Linked DNA regions of Homo sapiens: region 1 is linked to region 2. A link is a loop called in an ENCODE intact Hi-C map of the cell type or tissue named here. Cell type or tissue: sigmoid colon. All regions are shown on one strand. Each heading gives the region's core, and the rest is flanking DNA. Links, peaks and the distances in the headings are about the cores only.

Region 1 (4,396 bases), core at 301-4,300, 65 kb before region 2:
CAATTCCCACATCCAATCTGTCAGCAATTGTTGTCAACTCTACCTTCAAAATATACCCAACATCTGACCATTTCTGTCTCTAGGCAGTGGCCCAGCTGTTGATGGCTGAGCTGAGATCAGAAAACAGGTCTTCTGAGTTCCAGGTCAACACTTTCTCTGCCACACCTAAAGCCTACTAGATTTGGATGGACTATTTAGAATGCATCTCCCAACCCCTCTCAGCCACTCCCTATGACTTGCCCCAGGAAAACCCTTTGCCTAATTCTTGGTCCCCCTTTAATACATTTTAGGTAATATCTAAATTTATTCATTGATTCATTCAAGAAATACTTATTGAGCACCTACTGTGTGCCAGGCAGGATGCTCCATAGTGCACAAAACCAAGCCTAAATTCTGTCCTCATCATGGGACAGATGATGTGCAGAAAATAGTCATACAAAACAAATGTGTGATTGCAACAGTGACAGAATCTACATGTTATAAGCTAAACATACAAGAGGAGGATAAAAAATCCCTTCTAAATATGAGGATCTGACCTCTGGAAGGTTCTTTGAGGGAACTCTGCTTGAGTGGAGTTCTGAAGGATTAGTAATTAAGTAGGAGGGAGGAGAGAACACTGAAGCATGAGCAAGGGCCTATGGCAGGAGGGAGTATTGCAAATGTGTGGAACATCTGGAGAAAGCCAGTGTGTCTGGAGTGGAGAGAGCCAAGGGAAGAAGGCATGAGGTATAATGATGCTCAGGAGAGGAGTACTATATGATTTACACTGCCAGTTATCACTCAATATCTATTCTCCCCTTCTTCCTCCATTTTTGGTGGGCTATGGCCACTTGGAAAAAAATATTATTACATTTTCCAGCCTCTCTTTCAGCTACCTGTAGCCATGTGACTAAATTCTGCACAGAAGGATGCAAGTAGAAGTGCTGTGTGCAATTCCTCCTTCCTGTGAGCTGAGATTTGGTTGCAATGGCTGGAGCTCAAGCAGCCCTCTTGGATTGTGAAGTGAAAACTGCATACTAAGGATGACAGAGCAGATAACTCAAGTAGTCTGAGTCCCCCATCACTTTAAGGAGTTGCTGTGCCAATCCTCACTGGTTGAAATGCAGACTCTTCACATAGAAAAGAAAACCTTATCTATTCAAACCCCTATTAACTTGGGTTTTCTGTCACTCATAGCCAAACCAAATCTTGATCTACATGACCTTGTCAGACTTGTTAGAGGTTTTGCCTTTATCCCAAGAGCAATGTGAAGCTTTGAAAGAGTATTAAGCTTAAATGTGCATATGCGTGTATGTGTCATGATCAGTTTTATATTTTGAAAATTTTACCTGCCTGCCGGTGGCAGGTTGGGAAGACAAGGGTAGAGAGAATAGAAACAGTAGAAACAGGAGGTTGCAGTTGCAGGTGAGAAATTATAAAATGGCAGTGGCTTTTGCTAGGGTTGTGGCTCTGGAGATACAGAGAAGTAGATTCTAGAGATAGTTGGGATGTGGAAACAACAGGACTTACTATTGTTAGGGATGTGACGCAGTGTGGGGAAAGAAGGCCTCAGAGAAATGGGTCCCCTACCTGGCTGGGGCTTCAGTGCAAGGTTCCAGAAATCCTGGCTCCAGAAGGGGAACTTTCCCTTTCTTATTCTTTGGAATATGGGTGGCCCCTTCCCAGCCCACACCCAGCCCTCGAAAATAGCTCAGCTCTGACACACCTCACCAGAGGCAGCCCTCAGAAACATTTTCCCAGGAACCTGGAAGGAGGAGAAAGTCGATAGCCTTGGGGGACTGGAAGAGAAGAGGAATGGAAAGAGGAACAGACCTGTCTTCAGGAGAAGCAACATCTCCCTGCACTGCAACCAGGCCATTGCCTTTGATGGTTCAGACTTGGCTAAGTTGCTGCCTGCTCTCTTCAGAAGCACCGGCATACAAAAGGGAGGGCTGAGTGTCTGATGAACTCAGCCCAATAATATTCACTTCTTTTATTTTCCAGGAATGTCATGAGACCCACAGGGCAATCTTCTGGTTTTAAGACCTGGTGAGTCAAGTCTACAAATACCTCTGACTCAATCTGATCCCAAGTTCTCACCAGGCATCTCCTAGGAACATGGCTCAGCAGGAGAGCTGGAACTGACCAGCCCTCTGCAGGGAACAGGAGGGTTGGTTTCTCTGCTTTGGGGTTTGGGGAGGGAGGGGGTGAGAAGGGCTGGCTGCAGTGGAAATGATGGGATTCTTGACTTGACACTGACCATGCTCACAATAAGAGCTGACATTTATTGTGTACTCTCTAACTCCAAGCCATGCGTTATCTCTTCTAATCTTCACAGAAAACTAGAAGTGGTTTCTGTCATCAATCCCATCTTACCATTGAGGAAATTGAGGCTCGGCTATGTTAGGAACCCTGGTCACTGGCACAGAGCTGTGATATGAACCAAGGCAGCTGATGCCAAGGCTATTCCATGTGAGGGAGGGCATGTGCTTTCTAGAGTTTTTGCAGGCATGGGAGGAGGACTGAGGAAAGCTAATATTTGAGGAGGGTCTGCTACACTCTAGGCCAGTTATATGCCACCTTGACTGCACATTAAAATCACCTGGGGAGTTTTATAAACACTATCGGTGCCCCTGACCAATTAAATCAGTATCTCTAGGAGTCATACCCAGACATCCTAGGTTTTAAAAGTTCTCCAGGTGATTCTAATATGCAATAAGGTCTGCTCAATAAAAGCAAGTTTCATGTTTTTTATTTTTTTTTCATTTAATGACCCTATATCCATTTGTAAATGGGGAAGCTGAGGCTCACAGAATTTGGATGGCTTGCACAAACCCCATGGCTGATAAGACCCATGTCTTGATCTATATCTGGCTGATTCCAACACCCATGTTTGTTCAGTTCATTCCATTCTCTCTCATATTTGGGCATCCTCTATTTTGAAAACATGTGATTTTTTTCTATTATAAATTTCTTTTACAATTTTCATTTTGTTTGTTCAAGTCCAAGTGCTGTTTAGGTCAGCTGCCTGAGAGTAGCAATGCAGTCTATAGCCACTGAGTCAGGAGGGTTGGCCCAGGGGCAGCTGAAACCACGGCCTTGGCTTCATCCAGGCTCTGCTGCAGCCAATGGACCAGGATCTCCGAAGAGATGTCCAGGAGCCCTGGCTGGGAGGTGCCCACTGACTCTCCCAGGCAGAATACTGGCCATCTTCTGTGGCTTTGACCCCTAAGGGGCCACCATCTGAGAATGAGAAGGCCCAGCCCTGGGGAAATCCCTAGTCTCTGTTTCTAGCAGTGCTAGTGATTTCCCAAGGAGTGACATTAGAAAAGTCATCACACATTTATTTCTGTATATATCATTCAGAGCCTAATTTTCTGGTGGCTGAGGGTTGAGCTCATCAGAAACAGACTTCATCATCAATTGATAATAAAGCCAAGTCAAGACAAGGGAGAAGGGCAGCCATCCAGATGGATTCAAGCAGCCAAGAGGTGCTTCTGCTCAAAGACTACCTTTAAAGAAGGGAAGAGAAAGAAGTGAGAGCAGATACCTGTACACCCATGTTCATAACAATATTATTCACGAGAGTCAAAAGGTGGAAGCAACCCAAGTGCCTATCCATGAATGAAAGAATAAACAAAATGTGGCACAAACATACAATGGAATATTGTTCAGCTTTAAAAAGGAAGGAAATTTTGATATATGCTACAAGATGGATAAACTTGGAGACCTCTGCCAAGTGAAATAAGCCAGTCACAAAGGCCAGTACACAAAACATTGTATGATTTCTTTTGTATGAAGTTCCTGGAGTGGTCAAATTGATAGAGACAGAAAGCAAAATGAGGGGGAGTTAGTGCTTAAAGGATACAGAGCTTCTGTTGGGAAGGATGAAGTTCTGGTGATGGTTGCCCAACTGTGTGAATGTACTTAATGCCACAGAACTATGTACTTAAAAATGGTTAAAATAGTAAATTTCATGTTGTGTATACTTTACCACAATAAAAAGGTGGAGGAGAAGTTTGACACCTTAATTCACAATTTTGTCCAAGCACTTGAAAGATCTATATATGGCATTACCATAAATGTTTATAAAATGGGAATGGGAAGAGCTGATAAAATAAATTGCTATGGAGAACATGATAGATCAGGTATGGGTTAAGCACCCCGGAGGCTCCTGAGGATGAGGATTACTTACCCAGTCCTGGACTCTAACTAAACATTAATGCCTCCTCAAAGATGTCTGGTTTTTTAGTCATCAGGGTGTCAAATTCTAGTAAAATGGCTTTGTTGAGACTGTGTGGATGCAGGTTGGGAGAAAGTAAAGTCTAGAGCCTGACACTTTCAGAACCACTCTTACACTCATCTGCATTATAAGCAAAGTGTTGCAACCTCCAAGCATTTCACAGCCAACCTTCTG
Region 2 (4,396 bases), core at 272-4,271:
TGATGAAAATGGCCAGGAAATATGATCCTTTGGTGAATTGGGATCTCACTAATATTTAATTGGGTCTCCTGTGAGACATTTAAATCTATGGGCAGCTATCAAGGGTAAGAATTCTACTCTAGTGGCCCCCAAATGATTTCACCTTCACTTTCATTTTAGTGGTGGAGGAAAGCCAGGACATTTGCTAAAATATTTGAACTGTGGGTATGTGTTTTAAGGCCTGTATGTGTGTGGTAGTCACCATTGAGGAAATTCAGAGCTTGATGATCTCTTTCAGCACATCGGTTACCAAAAACCAGGGCAGCCACGCTGGAGGTCTGGTCACCCTTGTACAAGCCCTGGATTAGTCAGTTTCCTAAAACAGATTTTTTTCCAAGAAGGATGGCTAGGAAATGACCATCTTCAATTTTTCTACAAGTATTTACAAACCTCCTTAAGGCTGAAATCTAGGTGCTTTCAAATAAACAAAAATAGTTTGCAAAGCACTCCATAGCCTCTGCACTCCAAGCCCCTTCAAAATAAATGAAAAGGTAAAATGTTGTGTGTGTGTCTGTTGTTGTTGTTGCTTTTCTAAATTCCAACTCATCATCACAGGCTTGGGGACCAGAGACAGATAGGAAAATCACTGGACCAGGAGGAAGGAGACAAAAGTTTTAAATCTCAGGTTAATGATGGGACCAAGAGAGTTCTGAAAAGGGTTGTGAACCTCAGCCACACACTTCCTTGCTCTATAATCTTAGACAAGTTACTTAACTGCCCTTTGCCTCAGTTTTCTCATCTGTTGAAGGATGAGCCTACCTCTCAGTGAATTGTGAAGAACTGAATGAGATTAGGCATCGGAAGTGCTAAGCCTCACACCCAGCACATACGACAAGCCCAATCATATTTGCTATTACTGTTTGTGGCATGGGGCAAGTAAGTCCGCTCCGTTTCTCCAGACCCCTATTTCTTCCTCTTCTCTGTCCATGTAGAAAAAACAAAGGCACATTTTATTGTTTTTAAAATGTAGGTTTTACTAAAAGGCAAATGGATCAAAGTCCAGTTTCCTCCTCCATTAAATTGCAAATATCTTGAAGCCTGGGACCAGAATCTTGCTTTTGTATTCCACCCGCAGCCCCCGACCCTGATCCCCTGCATTGCCTAACAGTGCCTTATACATGGTAGGCATCAATAAATATTTATTGACTTGAATTACCTCTACGTTTAACTTTGTGATAAGGGAGTAAATGAGTGAGATAGTTTTTGTGGGGGCGTTAGGTGAGTCTGGGAGTCTGTTTGAGTGAGAGTAGGTGTGTTTATTAGTGATTTAGTGAGGGGAAGGGGGATGACTGCACATGGATATAAACATTTCTGTAATTACTGAGACGGCTTTAACTGACCCAAGACTTCACAGGAACATAAATCTCTGCCTAGCAGACAGAAGTGCTGTTATTTAAAAAAAAACAAAAACAAAAAACAAAAAAAACCCTTATTCAACCCTCAAATGAATCAGATTTTGAAACTGATCTTCCGAAGATAAGTTCGTGTGAGGAGAAAATGAGATGCATGTTTTCCATCTTTGCCCTTTTTTGCCTTTGTTTATCAAAAATATCAACTAGAAGAGAACTTTTTTGCACTTCAGAAAACAACTAAAATCAACCCCTGCTTTTCTGTGGGGGCTCCACTCATCTCCTCTGTGAATAACACCAAGTACAGATAAAGCTCTTTGAGACAAGCACGGGTATCCAAGACTCTACTTCAGAAACCTAAAATTAAAAACAAATCTAAACAGTGGATATTAACTGTTTTATATATATACATACTTTTTTTTTACATAAAGGAAAGAAAAAATAAAAACACCAAGTGTTTTGCCTGGCTTGTGCATTTGTGATGACTCACTTCAACAAAATTCTAGGGGAGAAAACTCACCTCACTTCTACCTCTAGGAAATTCCCTTTTCATGGGAATGAAAATCTCAACTTCCATGCTCTCAGATCTGGGGACCCATGGTGTGGGGAAGTGGGTCTGTCACCCCACCTTGAAGCTGCAAGCCCTAAGGCAGGCCAGTGCTTTCTTTCTAACCAGATCATATTTTTCGATCTGAACAATTTTATGATGGGGGCTTAAGCAACTTCCTACATTCCTGTTGTTGCTCTTAATTTCTTCTACTTGGACTGAAACCCCTACAGGGAAGCTGTAAAGAAAATAGAATAAATAAAGAAGGAAGAAAATGTTTCTCTTCTCTTTCCTCCCTAAACCCCCCTCATAAACATCCTACCCCAGGTCACAAAATGTATGGTGAGCGTTAAGCCTTGGCAGTATTTTGACACGGTGCGCAGTCCTTTTCTCCTCCCTTTTCCTTTGAGGTTCATCTTGCAGCCCAGGGCTCTGTTCCCCTGCCAACTTGGTGGGAGTGTTTAGTGACTGGAAGGCTGTGGCCTGCTCTCCCCAGAACTTCACACTTCATTTTTCCATATCCCTAGGAGCAGCAGCAAATATTTCACCAGCCTGGTTTGCCGGCTACTGCCATAAATCAGACTTAGGCCTCAAAAAAATATCCAGGCCTGTCAAGGCATTAAGCTTTTATTTTCTGACTCGATCCAGTGGTAAATGAGAGCTTGTATTTTCCTCTAAAACTGTAAAGGGATTTTTAAGGATTGTCGCTGGATGGCTGCCAGCTACGAAAGATACAATACAGAGTGTAACTGGTTAGGAGAGATTTGAAAAAGTCTTAAGTATGAAAAATGTCTTTTCTTAAAGGTTTTTCAGTGAAATGGGAAACAGGGCTTAAATTTCATAAAGACTTTAAAAAAAAAAAGACCCAAACTATTCATGAGAAAAGCATTAGGAAATGGAAGAGTCGTGCTCTTTGAGAAATATGAGTTATACTTGTTCTGCGTGCTCTCTGCCACTGGCCCCCTTTCTTCCTCTCTCTTTCTCAGTGTACATAGATACTTGGGCCGGTTCATTAGTCAGTTCCTGCCATCATTACTGACGATATGACAGCAAGAACAAACAGACTGGACAGTTTTATGTGCTGTATATTAATTGCTTCATAATTTAGGCCTGCAAACAGGACAGTGAGGCAAGTCTACTTGGAAAACCCCCTGCTTAATATTCTAAGCAAGCTTGCAAGGTGCAAATCATGCCTATGAGATCACTTCTGAATATTTCCCCTGGATGAGTAATCAAATCTTAAACTCCAAATGCTGAAAGCCAAAGCCTTCTTGCAGTTGGAAGAGAGATGGAGTTAAAATAGGTAGGTATTGCACCAAAACACCATGTCCAGGAAATCTGGAAAAAGGTGCAAGAAACCAGGCTAAGATCAGGTACTAGGTGTAGAAAAACAGTCTGCTTAGATTTTGTGATGTGTCATGTTTCATTGAGGTACACATTTAATTTCAGTAAAATATAATTAAGTGAGAGTAAACATAATCTTTCCTCTGCCCAGTCCAGTCCAGGTTATTGCATACACTTGCAGCCTGGTGTCACAAGGAGGTGTGGGAAGTGGGGGACGAAATAACTAAGGAAATAGTGAACCTCTATTTACAAAGGTTTCAAGGTAGCATTTAAATCAGGATGAGACCAATCAAGACAGTAGCAGTGCCATTTAGGCAAGGTGATCTGATTCTGCACTCAAGAGAGCTGGGGATGAGGTAAGTGGGAGTGATGGGAACACAACACCAATGGGATGTGGGAAGAGGAGACCAAAAATGAGTAGAAAGGAGTATCATTATAAGGAGGGTAGGGGGAGGAATAGACTGCCACAGCTGACTTTGCAAGGACGCCATAGACCATCCACCCTATTGGTGAAGTTATTTATGTAAACCTCTCACACTCCAACCTCAAGATGATTATTTGTGTTAAATCTTGGGTGTTCTCAAGGCGGGGCATTGTTTTCCTGTGTGTTGCTCTTTCTTCTTGAAGGAGTTCAGAAGAACCTGAAACCAGACTTTCTGGCCTAACATAGTTTGAGCAATGGTTTGAATGTTGGTATAATCCCAGAATGGATCCTCTTCTGAAGTCCATTCCAGCTGATCTCTCTCCACTACTCCCAACCTTTCAGTGGCACATGGAGCCGAGCTATGGGTGTCTGAAGCCTCTCCAGGAGCACGCCTCACCTCCAGCCTCCCACTCAATGATCTATCACACCCTTCCATTAGCTCTTTAACTTGCCAAGGTTTCTCTTGCCTCTGGTCTTTTCCTTCGTCCTGTGACATCACCCCCAAAAGTCTGCAAACGGTGGTCCATGGACCAAATCTAGCCTACCACCTGTTTTTGTATGGTCCACAAGCTAAGAATTGGTTTTTTTTTAATATAAAATTGAAAGAAGAATACTTTGTGACATGAAAAACTTATAGGAAATTTAAATTTCAATGCCCATAAGTTTTATTGGAACACAGCCATGCTCACTCGT

What was found. Hi-C counts contacts between places; a loop is a spot of excess contacts. Peaks named below come from ENCODE experiments on the same cell type or tissue, not always from the same donor. Only the 100,000 strongest peaks of a DNase experiment are listed, where the experiment ranks them.
Region 1: a loop joins it to region 2, with 2.2 times the contacts of the local background. A loop is called at or near these places in 5 of 110 quality-filtered maps.

What each region holds. Positions count from the first base shown.
Region 1 is chr6:45,653,661-45,658,056 of GRCh38, reverse strand. No RefSeq gene overlaps it. Among named protein-coding and RNA genes, the nearest start is that of RUNX2-AS1, 79 kb to the right of the region's middle. RefSeq lists an enhancer at 1,162-2,361. In sigmoid colon, for the core only: no CTCF peak of the experiment used is centred there; DNase peaks (open chromatin) are centred at 1,877 and 2,127.
Region 2 is chr6:45,589,048-45,593,443 of GRCh38, reverse strand. No RefSeq gene overlaps it. Among named protein-coding and RNA genes, the nearest start is that of RUNX2-AS1, 14 kb to the right of the region's middle. In sigmoid colon, for the core only: no CTCF peak of the experiment used is centred there; DNase peaks (open chromatin) are centred at 2,383 and 2,923; H3K27ac peaks cover 567 bases.